Linked DNA regions of Homo sapiens: regions 2 and 3 are each linked to region 1. Evidence: chromatin contacts called from ENCODE Hi-C or POLR2A ChIA-PET data. All regions are on one chromosome and are shown on one strand. Each heading gives the region's core, a stretch centred on a gene start or an enhancer-like site at or near the end of the contact. The rest is flanking DNA. Distances are from core to core; before and after follow the strand shown.

What was found. Hi-C counts contacts between places; a loop is a spot of excess contacts on that map. ChIA-PET counts read pairs that join two places held with the same protein, here RNA polymerase II (POLR2A). Pooled maps may share reads with other maps.
Region 2: a loop to region 1 is called in a map of cardiac septum, with 2.6 times the contacts of the local background. The contact joins two enhancer-like sites. A Hi-C loop is called at or near these places in 1 of 168 maps with a recorded cell type or tissue (cardiac septum). POLR2A ChIA-PET finds 5 or more read pairs at or near these places in 4 of 52 experiments (AG04450, H1, HEK293 and 1 more).
Region 3: a loop to region 1 is called in a map of sigmoid colon, with 3 times the contacts of the local background. The contact joins two enhancer-like sites. A Hi-C loop is called at or near these places in 3 of 168 maps with a recorded cell type or tissue (cardiac septum, endothelial cell of hepatic sinusoid and sigmoid colon), 3 of 37 single-sample maps with no recorded cell type and 3 of 50 pooled maps.

What each region holds. Positions count from the first base shown.
Region 1 is chr3:113,148,847-113,153,462 of GRCh38, forward strand. All of the region lies in intron 1 of NEPRO-AS1 (NEPRO antisense RNA 1), which reads left to right. It overlaps LINC02044 (long intergenic non-protein coding RNA 2044), which reads right to left. Exons shown (of 4, transcript NR_110823.1): 3 at 4,426-4,616. Among named protein-coding and RNA genes, the nearest start is that of LINC02044, 17 kb to the right of the region's middle. Within about 2 kb of position 2,757, at least 10 of the 41 ENCODE cell types and tissues checked have a DNase peak (open chromatin) inside an H3K27ac peak, as active enhancers do.
Region 2 is chr3:113,243,693-113,248,308 of GRCh38, forward strand. The region is part of intron 2 of BOC (BOC cell adhesion associated, oncogene regulated); the gene reads left to right. Among named protein-coding and RNA genes, the nearest start is that of BOC, 34 kb to the left of the region's middle. Within about 2 kb of position 2,238, at least 10 of the 41 ENCODE cell types and tissues checked have a DNase peak (open chromatin) inside an H3K27ac peak, as active enhancers do.
Region 3 is chr3:113,049,691-113,054,306 of GRCh38, forward strand. The region is part of intron 1 of NEPRO-AS1 (NEPRO antisense RNA 1); the gene reads left to right. It overlaps LOLI1 (lncRNA oncogene in liver cancer 1), which reads right to left. Exons shown (of 3, transcript NR_189285.1): 3 at 1,223-2,015. Among named protein-coding and RNA genes, the nearest start is that of RMP64, 32 kb to the left of the region's middle. RefSeq lists an enhancer at 1,834-2,013. Within about 2 kb of position 2,306, at least 5 of the 41 ENCODE cell types and tissues checked have a DNase peak (open chromatin) inside an H3K27ac peak, as active enhancers do.

The DNA.
Region 1 (4,616 bases), core at 1,507-4,006:
AAGGACGGTTAAGAGGATGAAAATGAGGTAACTAATGGGAAAACATTTAGCTCAAGGTCTGCAGGTAGCAGATGTTGGTGCTCTTCTCTTGCCCCTCCCTGTAGGATTTACTGTTGGAAAACCTGCCCTCCTCCTCCACCAGCCTCCCACACCTTGCAAACAGTTAACTGAGCAATTACAGAATTTAATTAACTAGCAACTACAGACTCCGAATACCCAAGGGCCTGACTTGGGGAGCATACAAATGTTTACTTTTTGTTCTCTCTCCTCCAGCCTATTTTAAGATAAAGAAAGAGGCAGAGAAAGAGTGAATATAAAATCCCTAAATTAGAACAATGTTTACAATTTTTAGTACTTCTTATAAACTAGGCAGCAAGAAGCTATGTCATTGTTGAGCCAGTGACCCCAGAGCAAAAGTTCCTCCAGGGGTGGGGGAGAGGGAGGAACTTAAGCACCTCATCCTAAACTGAGGTAATTAAGAATACAGCTACTGGGGTCAGACTCTCTCTGGACCTGGACTCAAGCTCCAACTCTTCCTAGCTGCTGGGCTCAAACAAGTTACTGACCTCACTGTGCTTCTTTTCCTCATCGTAAATGAGGCTAACAACAGTACTGTCAGAGGCATTTGAACCAGAGAAACTCCATCTTGAAGAGGAGCTGGGTAAAATGAGGCTGAGACCTACTGGGCTGCATTCCCAGACAGTTAAGGCATTCCGTGTCACAGGATGAGATAGGAGGTCTGCACAAGATACAGGTCATAAAGATCTTGCTGATAAAACAGCTTGCAGTAAAGAAGCCTGCCAAAACCCACCAAAACCAAGATGGCGATGAGAGTGACCTCTGGTCGTCCTCACTGCTACGCTCCCACCAGAGCCATGACAGTTTACAAATGCCAAGGTGTAGTCAGGAAATTATGGGGAGGCATGAATAATCCACCCCTTGTTTAGCATATAATCAAGAAATAGCTATAAAAATGGGCAACCAGCAGCCTTCAGGTCTCCTCTGTCTATGGAGTAGCCATTCTTTTATTCCTTTACTTTCCTAATAAACTTGCTTTCACTTTACTGTATGTACTCGCCCCGAATTGTTTCTTCAGCGAGATCCAAGTACCCTCTTTTGGGGTCTGGATCAGGACCCCTTTCTGGTAACAGTACTACTGACTTTATAGGGTTGCCACAAAGACTGAATGAGCTAATATAGTTCACCAACTTTGAATAGTGCCTGGCAGAGTAAGTATGCAGCACATGTTAGTCATCCTTCCCATTCGGTCAATCAGTCCTAGTTTCGTATAGCCTTGCTCCTCCATCATGGCCATTCCCAAACTGGCCCATGTGCATGGACAATCATACAGCTGGGATTTGCTCCTCCCACCTCTGCATGCTCCTCGGACGAATTCTAGCCACTTTGGTGGCTCTGCGTAAATTCCAATCCTCACCGTGGAACAAACTCTGGAACCTCCTTAACTAACTGGCCTTCCCATGAGGGATGAACCTTTGGGACGCCATGCACTGTGCGTAGGAGGGATGTCTTTCCTGTGCCCTGGACACCCACAACCCATCATCCTCATGGCCTTCCTGAAACCAGAGCCTTCGTCTGGGAGTGCAGCCCATGACAAGCAACAGACATGACCAGCACAAACAGAGCCAAAAATCTTCAGACTGTTTCAGGGAAACTGCAGTGCTTGTCTGCCCTCTCTGCCTGTCTGTTGGGCTGAGAGTGAATGGAGGGTACTGTCCTCCCAACACAGAGGCAGGTATAGCACAGAATCCCAGGACCTTAAGTCCACAGAATTGAATCCCCTGTCCTCTGCACATGAGCCAATCTAGGCTAATGGCACTTCATAAAATGACTATTTTCTGTATTTCTTGTTAATTTCTTTGCCATATAAGTCAGCCTTGTCATACACTGTGGAGTCCAGCTAGACCTGGTTCTGTCACTTCCTCAGTGATGGACATTGGTCAAGTTTTTTAACCTCTCTGAACCTCCATTCATTAACCTATAAAATGGGGCTAACAAGCTTACAGCTTTAAAGATATATCTCATCTTCCTCAATAGACTTTAGCCATGGATGTTCACCTTTATGACTACTTATTCTGCCATTTTACTACAATTTGATTCCACTTCCTTTCATTCTATCCTTAGTGCAGTCAGAAAACAGCTGGTCACCATCATTCCTATATGTAACTACCTTCCAGAGACCTGGAAACAGTTAATAAATCATTCTTCAGCCTCTGAACTTTAGGCTAAATAATGTCAATTTCTTTAATCTTCATCCCAAGATCCTATCTGAAAATCTTGAGTAATTTTATCTTTGTCTTCTGGTCTCTCTAAAAATTAACACATCAGATTTCAGTGCCTCAACGTGAATATATTATTGTAACAAGGGCCTGGTAAAAATTTGGACTGTTTAATTCATCTAATTCATCCTCAGCTTGGGGTGCCCACTAGTATCCTCCCTATCTTTTATTTTTGCATATAAATGTTGGATCACTCAAACATGAAACAGAGAAGAAAGGCCAGTGTTTATTCCTTTAAGAAGGCAGTCGTGCAACTTGTTAAACTTTATCCCATTTGCTGGGGTAAGGGAGAAAAAAAAAGAGAGACAGGGAGCTACCAAAAGGGACTCTGAAGGAAATCATCAGAGTAAGGAGAAAAGCTCTTAAGAGATGTTTTTTGCCCTCTGAACTTTTCTTGCTCAATTCTGTTCTCCCATGGTGACAGTGCAGCTAATATAAGTCTGTGCTCCACTGGGCCCCTGCTGAGCCAGGCTGGGGTAGGACAGGAAATTACCACTCAGAAAATAAATGACCTGTCCCAGAGTCTTCTGTTAATGAGTCCAGGGCATAATAAATCAAGGTGACCCAGTCTCAAGAAACACAAGCCTGTTTAAAAACAAAAAAAAAAAAAAACCAAACCCCGAAGCCCCAGAGGTGAAGAGGAGGAGAAGGGAGAGAGGGGACCGCAGGGAGTCCTTATAAATCACACCCAAACGAAACTAGTGCAGATGTTTTCCAGTTTCAGGCCCACTCAAGAGGCAGAGAATAGACGCATGTGGAAGTGAATGGAAAGAGCTATCTGTTTTGAGGGAAGACAGGAGGCGGCCAGCTCAGTGGATGGGGCCCCTCCTCTCACTCAGTGTCTCAGGCATTTAGTGGCACCGTCTGCAAGCTCTTTTTTAATGTTCTTCAGGCTGTCACGGTCCACTCTGCTTTTTCACCTCTCTGGGGTCTCCCTGTAATCAGCATGGCAGGAGTGTCTGAAGAAGGGTGAATGCCTAAATCCTCTTGGTGGAGAGAACCAAGAGCCTCTTGTCAAACATGGGTCCCAGCTTTCTACAGTAGCAGGCCCCTGTAAAAAGAGAGGTGTGGGCAGGTAAATCATGGGAGGGTCTTCACTTATCAAGTATATTGGAAGCTCTCTGAGGGTGATATCTAACAAGACAATAGAAAACAAAAATGTCAGGCTGGAAATAAATATTCCATTACATGGTAGAGAAATAAGGGGCTGTAGATCTAGGGTGAGGTATAATATGAGACTCAGTTACTTGCAGAGGGCTTCACGGGGAACCAAAATATCCTAGTGAAATGGGTGTCACTGGCCGTGTTTTACAAATGAAGAAACTGAGGCAAAAAGACGGAATAACAATATAGGCATTTCTAATGCACTTTACAGTTTGTAAAGGGTTTTCACAAACATTATTTCATTTGGACACTGCCCGGATAGTAGGCTGTTCTTCTTTTGTTATAGATGAGGAAATCTGGGATAAGAAAGACTTTTAAAACTTACAGAGCGAGACTCCGTCTCAAAAACAAACAAACAAACAAACAAAAAACTTCTCCAGGTTACACAGCCAACATGTGCAGGAACTCGGGCCCACACCCAACTCTTAATTCTAAAACTGTTGTTTTTTTCTGTTCGACCACAGCTATTTAATATTTGCCAGGGTTCTATGATGGGCTATAGGCTGATAGAAAAGGATGCTGAAAAGGAGGATAAACTTTAGCAAAGGTCTATTATTGCCTAGTTTTTTGTTGTTGTGGTGGTGATTTGTTTGTTTGTTTGTTTGTTTTTTAGTCCTCTTTACCATGCTTTAATGTTTAATGTTTAGTAGCAGCTGGTAGGTAGATGAGTGGACAAGAGGAAACTGCAGCCAAAGATGTTTTTACCATTGTTCTATGATGTAAAAACCCATCATTCAGTTATTTCCTTCCTTCCTTATAAGCACGGCCTTCTCTGCTCATTCTCTTTTATTAGCCATCATTTTTAAAGAAGTAGCAACACAACACAGCTTTTTAAAAAATTATTTCCTATGCTGAATTCAACTCCATCATATACCACCACAAGTTAATATAACATATTATATTTTTCAAAATTCTTTCATGTCTGTTACCTTCTCTGAACCTCTTAATCAGGATTGTAATTTACCTTGAAGAAACTTAGACCAGGGTGACTTGCCCATGATCTCTCCACAAGTTAGAAAGTAGATCCGTCCTCCTTTCCTGGACTGCCTCCAAAACAACACAAGGAGGGAGACACGGTTTTCCATGTTGGTTTTCTTCATATTACCCTAGTTCTGCAGTAAGACAGATATCACCTTCTCCCACCAGGACTCTCCA
Region 2 (4,616 bases), core at 988-3,487, 94 kb after region 1:
CAAGTCAGTATCACCTTCCTGCTGTGCCCTCATCCCCCTTGCTTGTACATACCTCAAGAGGCCCAGTTTCAAATCCCATTTCCAGAACACCTTCCCTTAAGACCTGAACTGAAAACTTCTGCCTCTGCTCTCATTTGCCACTTCACATTGGTGACTGAACTGATCAGTGAAAGTATTAAAGAATGCTAAAGTTGTTACAGGAGAATAATCACAAAATTTCAGTGGTTTTGTGCAACAAACCTCTTCTCATGTCACATCTTGAGCTAATTGCTTCGATCTTATAGCTGTGCCTTCTGAACCATGTGACATATGGTCACCAGACTGGTGAGGCAAAGATGGAAGCAGCTGTCAATCTCTTAACCGCCATGGCCCAGTAGTGACACGTGAAGTTCACTTACACATGTTCATTGGCCAGCACTAGTCACATGGCCCTAAGCTCACTGCAGAGGAGGCTAGGAAATGAAGAGGAGCTTGTGGATATTTGCTGGGTGCTAGTGAATTTATGTCCCAAATATTGCTTTAAGCTCCTAAGGACTGAATCCATTTTCTAATACTCACAGTACCTTGCATATTGTGTTGTATGTGGTAGAGTATAGCAATATTTTTTTCTTCCCAGTAATATTAATAATTAAAAGCCAAGGCACACATCATTTGTTAACAGAAGACTCATTCACAAAATTTGGATGAGGAATAAGGTAAAATATACTTAGAGGCTGGCTAGAGCATGACTTATACTTAAAAACATCAAACCGTTGTTTTTTTTCTCCCCTATTTGACATCAGAGTGTTCTGGGTAGATGTTCCAGATATTAGTCTAGAACTGTGCTGTCTAATGTGGCAACCACTAGCTCTGTATGGTTATTTAAGTTAAATTTAAAGAAAATTAAAACTTCAGTGTCTTAGTCACATTAGCCACATTTTGAGAACTTCATAGCCCTGAGTGGCTAGTAGCTATCTAGTGCTTTAGACAGCACAAATATAGAATATTTCCATCATTGCAGAAAATTCTACGGAAGGGGCTTATGCAATGAACAGTAGGAGATTTTTATAGATTAGAATGTATGATGAAAGGATAAAAATGATCACACAGAAAGTTACTGTTATAGATAATGATCCAGGTAACATTATTCTTATGTATAAGGAAGTAAATTCAGAAACATTCTAAAATTGGCTTTGAAACCGTTTCTAGCCAGTTGATTAAAGTGGCTCCAGAAACAATTTGCTAGGAGGTAGTGTTAAGATAGTAAAAGGAGCACTGGACTAGGAGTGAGAAGACCTGACTTGTAGCCCAAAGTCTCCCTTCTGAATTAGCTGGGAGACCTTCTACAAATCACTTAGACTCATTCAGCCTTGACACATTATTCATAACACTCAAAACACATTAGGCATTACTCTACGATACTTGTTTATTTTCTCTGAGGTCCCTCCGAATTAAAAAAAATTTTAATTAAAAAAATTTTTTAAATTAGGTCTGTGTGTCAAATACAACTTTTTAAGTAAAAATGACCTTTGTTTTTTGTATATATTTAAAGGTATACAACCTGATGTTTTGATAAGCTTTCTTTCTCTTTTTTTAGAGACAGAGTCTTGCTCTGTTGCCCAGGCTGGAATGCAGTGCAGTGCCTGTCATAGCTCACTACAACCTCAAATTCCTGGGCTGAAGTGATCCTCCTACCTCAGCCTCCTCAGTAAACCTTTCTTTCTTAATTCCTTCTCCTAAGTCTATCTAAACTCACATATTCAGCCCTCTGAAAATTAAATTCACTTATTTCCCCAATATTTGCTTCAATGCCTCTCTTCTGTGCAGGAGTACTACCCTCTTTCTTGAGATAGGGGGCTGCCAACACTTGCACCCCAGACACTTGGCATCACCTTCTAGGAGCAAAGCTTTCCCTGCCTTTAAGACAATTGGGAAAGGTGATTCTTACTCTAGAAAACTGGGAGCATGCAAAATGAAAAGTAACTTGGAGCAGGATTTTTTTCTTTTTCATGTAGCTAGTCCCTCTCTACCAATGGAACAAAAGACTTTGTCAGATCGTATTCTTGCCACTTGAAGAATGTTTTTAAGAAAGTCTCTTTGTGCTATCTGCTACATCACACTCTCTCCTATTCAGCTCACCTTTGTTATTGGTCTTAGGACATCCAAAGGGCATGTTTTGTGTTTTAGATCATAGAAGCTTCCCTTTCTGACAGCTGCCGTGGCATGGGCGTCCAGGGGATGAGCCGACGGCTTTTTGTGGTGTTCTCACTCTTGATCCAGTTAGTCAGCCAGCCCTCTTGGGAGGAAGTGGAGCTGGCCTCCTCCTGATGATGATCGACTCTCAGTTGTTTGTAATTTTCTCAAAAAATAAATACTCTGAGGCTACAGTTTCTCAGGATTGGTCTTAACCCCAGAGTGTGTTTTGTTGTTGTTGTTTTTGGAAAGTTTCAAAAACATCTGTTTGGAAGAGATTATTTCAGTGGAGAACATGTGTGTCAGCAGTTAAATGTTTCAGACCCATTTTCTTTCTTTTTTTGTGTGTGTCCAAATAACCCTTTAAACTGTCAAGTACCTAGGCCTCAATGAGGTGTCAAATGATTTTGATATTTTTTTCTTGATTTCTCTGCTTTGTCTCAGAAAATGACTAAGGAAAATAAGAAGGATCTTAGATATATTTTGCATTGCCAAGAAAAATAATAGGCCTTACTGTTGCCTTCACCCAACTTTGAAATTGTACTTTGTTCATTTCACAATGGGACAACGTTACACTGCAATTAGGTTCTCCAGCTTAAGCGTTACTTGCCTTTTTTCCCGAAACATTAAAATAAAGTTCTCAGGTAACTGAAATCTCTAGAATTATCTTTCTAAACCAAACTCACTAGGTAACTTGGTTCAAAAAGTAACTCACTTTCCCCAGATACTAAATAAAATGCATCATTTTATGTATTTATAATTTTATTTATTTATTTATAATCATCATCCAGTGACCAAGCCCCCCAACCTTCCCCAAACATAGCCATATTTTTTGGTCATAGTTCTGCTTTTACATGAATGAGACCCCACGCATCCTGTTTTGGGGTCCTTAAAATGGTACTTCTTACAACTGTGTTGTGGGGCTTAATGGGTTAACTCCTTTCTCCCTCTCTGGATACCTGCACCTTCTCACTCCCTCTCACTCCCAATTCTTTTCTCCTTGTTGTTTTTGAAAGCAGGATGGTGGCTGGCAGCAGCAACAGGATCTGTTTCCATTTTGAACCTTATAAATTACCGAGGGTGCAGAAGTAACAGGAATTGTTTGGCTGGTCCTCGTTAAGCAGGAGAGGGTCTGGGCTGAATTTCCTCAGTAAAATATTTGTTGCTGTTACAACCCAACACCTCCGTAGCCACCGTGTGTTCAGATAAGAAACAACCCTTCCATTCCTCTTTGTCTGCTTGTCCTCTTTTGCCCTTCATTACTTTATGTTCATTTTCTGTCTCCCTACCTCCCTTCTTCCCTTTCTTCCTCCCTCCCTTCCTTCCCTTCTTGGGGCATGGAAGGAACATTTGCTTTCAATTTCCTTAAGGGCCTGGGGAAATTGGGGCATGACTTGAACAAGCTAGTTCCCTAAAATCCCATAACTGGGAACTCATGCAATGATCTATATAAATACCTTATCTCATTGGGGAAAAGCAAATTAGAGAATTAAAGCAAGTATCTGGAAAATTGAGAGGAAACCAAAAGCTTACTTTTTGGTGTAAACTTTCCCTCTAGAAATCACTGTTAAAATGTCCCACTGTTCTACATCAACTCTGTTTGCTAAACACCCACTGGTTTCAGAGCCCTGATAGGAAAAAAAAAAAAAAAAAGGGAAAAAGGCTACTATTGTGATTAAAAAGCACAGAGTTTGGGAATCAGCCTAAACTGGGTTTCAATCCAGGCCTACTGTTATGTGATCCTGGGCAACTTCACTTCTGGAACTCAATTTTCTCTCCTGTAAAATGGGGATATAGTCGTCACCTTGCAGGGTTGATGAGAAGGTTAAAGGAAATACATTGTGTAAGAGCTTAGCGAGTTCCTGGAGTAGTGGCAGGCACCCCCAGCTTTCCACCACCACAGCCCCTCCCAATTGTACTCACATCCTTTGCAGCTTTCATGAATTTTACTTTGCCAATAATATGACCCTTTGATTTACTGGATTGTTTGAAAAAGAGCAAAAGCTCTCTCTCTACACCAACGGGAAATTATCTTAACTTGCCAGGAAATAACTTTTGAAAAACTTCTTTAAAAATGTTCTTTCAAATCCCTTTTAGAAAACATCCCCTTGTCCTATCCCAGAGTAGTGCTGAAGTCTTGTGAGTCCTCTGATGTCAAAGTCATGAGGCAAAGGGAGAAAATACAAACCATCGGGAAAGAACTCTTGGAAAACATTCTGAGCATCCACAGAATGCTAGGGGCTGGGGTCCTCCATCTGGTTTGGAGGGGTGCTCATTGGGCAGTGTGGATATGGCCCTCCTCACTCCCTCTGCAGCCAGGCAGAAAGCCAAAGGACCACAGGTCTTGGGGAAGGGAAAGGTTTAGGTTAATCCGAAGCACTTCCCAACACAGCAACAGTCCCCTGTGTCAGGCAAGTCGGGTGTCTCCTGTTTCTTACGGCAGT
Region 3 (4,616 bases), core at 1,056-3,555, 100 kb before region 1:
GCTTAAGGAGATTTTGGGCTGAGACAATGGGGTTTTCTAGATATACAATCATGTCATCTTCAAACAGGCATTACCATTCAGGACATAGGCATGGGCAAGGACTTCATGTCTAAAACACCAAAAGCAATGGCAACAAAAGCCAAAATTGACGAATGGGGTCTAATTAAACTAAAGAGCTTCTGCACAGCAAAAGAAACTACCATCAGAGTGAACAGGAAACCTACAAAATGGGAGAAAATTTTCGCAACCTACTCATCTGACAAAGGGCTAATATCCAGAATCTACAATGAACTCAAACAAATTTACAAGAAAAAAACAAACAACCCCATCAAAAAGTGGGCAAAGGATATGAACAGACACTTCTCAAAAGAAGACATTTATGCAGCCAAAAAAACACATGAAAAAATGCTCACCATCACTGGCCATCAAAGAAATGCAAATGAAAACCACAATGAGATACCATCTCACACCAGTTAGAATGGCAATCATTAAAAAGTCAGGAAACAACAGGTGCTGGAGAGGATGTGGAGAAATAGGAACACTTTTACACTGTTGGTGGGACTGTAAACTAGTTCAACCATTGTGGAAGTCAGTGTGGCGATTCCTCAGGGATCTAGAACTAGAAATACCATTTGACCCAGCCATCCCATTACTGGGTATATACCCAAAGGACTATAAATCATGCTGCTATAAAGACACGTGCACATGTATGTTTATTGTGGCACTATTCACAATAGCAAAGACTTGGAACCAACCCAAATGTCCAACAAGGATAGAATGGATTAAGAAAATGTGGCACATATACACCATGGAATACTATGCAGCCATAAAAAATGATGAGTTCATGTCCTTTGTAGGGACATGGATGAAATTGGAAATAATCATTCTCAGTAAACTATCGCAACAAGGACAAAAAACCAAGCACCACATGTTCTCACTCATAGGTGGGAATTGAACAATGAGAACACATGGACACAGGAAGGGGAACATCACACTCTGGGGACTGTTGTGGGGTGGGGGAAAGAGGGAGGGATAGCATTAGGAGATATACCTAATGCTAAATGACGAGTTAATGGGTGCAGCACACCAGCATGGCACATGTATACATATGTAACTAACCTGCACATTGTGCACATGTACCCTAAAACTTAAAGTATAATAATAATAAAATAAAAAAATAAAAAAAGAAGCCTCTCATTTGAATCAAAGACTCAGAAGGCATAAGACTAATACGTTTTATTTAAACTTCTGAAATGAATTTTGGTTTGGAATTAGATCTGAATATATAGGTCTAAACCCTAGTTTAGAGTCTTGAGTGTTTTAAGAATTAGAATTTTCCTGGGTCACATGCTGACTTTCACTTTCTGGAAATGTTTTAAAATGAGCGTACAAGAATTTTATAATGATCTCAAAATACACAAAATGATTGTTCACGAAAAGGAAGAGCAAGTGTGGAGAAATGAGAAACCAGTTCGCAGCAAACAGAAATAAAAAGGGGATGGAATTAAAACTTCTCTTGCTGAGAAATCAGATTCTCATAGAACAACCGTTCCAACTCCATTCATTTAGATGAACTCCGTTCATTTAGATAATAGCTTGAAGTGTAATTATTCCCCGTGGACCTTTGCGCTGACACTTCACAGCATTTGCCTCAGAGATCAGTCGTTATGGCTTGTTCAATACCCGTTTTCTCCACCAGAGGGCAGCAAGAGGCCGCACCAAGATTACTCTCTAAATGAGTCATTCTGGCTTCAGTGAGAAGCCACGTGGAGGAACCTACTACGTTGCAGCCCTCCTCTGCAAACCAAGATCCGCAACCTCAGACAGAATGGAGACAAATCGCCTTATCCCTGGCAGAAGATTTTCAGATAATCGGAGAAACGTCTCACAGGCAAATGCACATGATTTCAAGGCTTGCCCTCTGAAGAAGGAGTCAGTGGTGGTTTTGGACAGGAATGGCATCACTTAAATGTATTTTCAAGGAGCAGAGTCACCTGATGCTGAGAACGGCTAGACTAAAAAAAAAAAAAGAAAGAAAAAAAGTTGATAGGTACTCGAATGTGTTTTATCTGCGTTAAATACGAAATGCCCAAGAATGGGACTTGGAGAAAATGAAATCATTATTTCTACTCTTTGACAGCCTTGAGACAAAATTTCCAAGTCAAATTTATAAGGCCTCGGATTTGGTTGCTTGTTTTGCTTTCTTCTGTCTTGCCAGTTACCTCCTGAGAGTTGGGCAAAGATCAGTAAGATCCCTTTGCTGTGGCTGCCAGCAAGTCTGTGCCTGATTTGACGAGATTCTGAAAAGGTACCAGTGCCTCCTCCCTCCAAGGCCTCTCGTGGAACATAACACCCTAGAACTATGCCAAGAGACAGAGCCAAGCCACATTTCAGTGTCTGCTGCTGCACCAAGCTCTGAGCAGAGGCCATCTTTTCTGCTCAAGAAGTTGTTACTGAATTCTTTCAAGTGCTTGCTTTGGGGACAAAAATGATCAAGAAAGATAGTCTCTGTACAACCAACATTTCCAGGAAACCCATTATTTGTGCATTATCTGTATACTCACAAACACACATAAGCACATGCACACATGCCAAGACACAAAAAGTTTTCAGTTAAGAGAGTCATGTTCCTAAAAGCTTTATCTTTTACACCAGTATTTATTGCTGTCTATCTTCATAAGGTCTACTGTGGGAGATGCTGGCATAGAAAGAACTTTGCCTCAGGAATATACGAGAAAACATAATCAGGGCAGAAAGCAGAGGTATTCAAATAACAAGGTCCTAAAGTGTGTTGCAGCTGATACATGAACTCACATCTAACTCAGGTCAACTCTGGGATAAAAATGAGCATCGAACAGTCTCCTCCCACAAGTATGTAGGCACCATGAGAACAGCAATGTTTAGTTTCTTGTTCCATCCTAAGTGCCCGGAACATTTCTGATGCTCAATTAATGTTTGCCAAATAACAAAAACACTTAGGGAATGTACCATATCAGAGACAAACATACCGTCTCTCAGTAAGTCCCTCCAGCATTAACACAGATTGTGATTTCTTTAGGTTGACACTAGCTGAAGTAGTTGGCTTGGATTTAGGGGCCATGTTGTATGCATCGTTAACAACAATCATATCTAAAGGAGCAAGAAGCTCACCCAGGAGAAGTGTGTGGGCACAGATACTGGTGGAATGAATGGAAGACTCCCATCTAACGCTCTCTCAGGAGGGTTGCTGGATTTAGCAAATAAAAATACAAGGTATTCAGTTACATTTGAATTTCCGATAAATGAGTTTAGCATGGGACAAACTTATATTCAAAAATATTCATTATGTATCTGAAATTCAAAATGAACTTGGCCTCCTGTATTTTACCTGGCAAACCTACCATGGGGCATACACTTTCTGAGTGGAAAGGTGGGAGGATGGTCTGACTTTTTCAATTGTAACCTCTCTTTCTCTCTGGGCACATAGGTTGTATCCTTTTAACTTTAATGTATGAATGCCATTGTAGTATGATAATCACAGTGGATTCCATTTAATCCCATTAAGTGTGCCATCAGAAATCCCAGTATTTTGAAAATGTTCCCTGAGCTTAACGATTTGAGAACCACTAGTGTACAAACTTTAGTAAGCAGCCTTCTTTAATCTGAAGGAAGGGTGTGCCCTATAATCTTCTTCCTCCCCTTCACATTGGGAAATTATTTCTGGGCGGATACCTTTGTTCAAAAGGTTGAAAATAGGCTTAGATGGCACTGTATTTCCTAAGTAACTTCCTGCCAATTATCAACCTCTTCATTATAAAGTGGGTCTAATACCCCACTCAGGGGGTGACGCAGGGGTTCCTAATGGAAGAGTATGGGAAAAAAGGACTCAATTAAGTGATGATAATATGAACTCAACTTTTCCAACACAAATAAGGCTTAGAAAAAGTGATCCCCAGACTTCTGTTCAAAACATCTTGTATTAGTCCTGGACCACAGCCAGTCTTTCCTGAGAACCCACACCTAGCTGTGACTCTAAACAAGTGATGAGTTCCTAGTCACAGTCTTAAAGAGACCAGGTCCGCCTGAGCAGCCCTGTGCTTTATGGGCCAACTCAGCCAGAAGCTTCAATGAATAACCATGATACCTTGAGTGGAGGCAGGAGGAGTGGCCGGAGGCAGAGGAATCCAGCTACTAACCAGGGAAAGGATTCAAATAGATGCTTTTCCATTAGAAAGTCTCTGTTCAAATGACCTCAAGGCTTAAAATTATAGAATTTTGTAAAGAAAATTCTCTTTTGTCACCTATAAGCATTATCACTTTTTATTGAATTATACTATAAACAAATATTGTTTAATTGAATGAGACTAATTAAATCAATGAAAATACAATGTTTACCTTTTCTGGAAACCTTCAGTATATTATATGGCATTTAAGGCATTTTACAAATTAACACCAATCTATCTTTCCAATCTTATTTCCTTCTGCTTCTTTCTGGGACTACTACATTCTAGCCAGAGGTTTCTGCACCTTGGCACTGTTGACATTTTGAAGGGGAGAATTCTTTGTTGTAGGAACTATCCTGTGCATTGTAGGATATTTAGTGGCATCTCTGGCCTCTATCCACTGGATACCAGTAG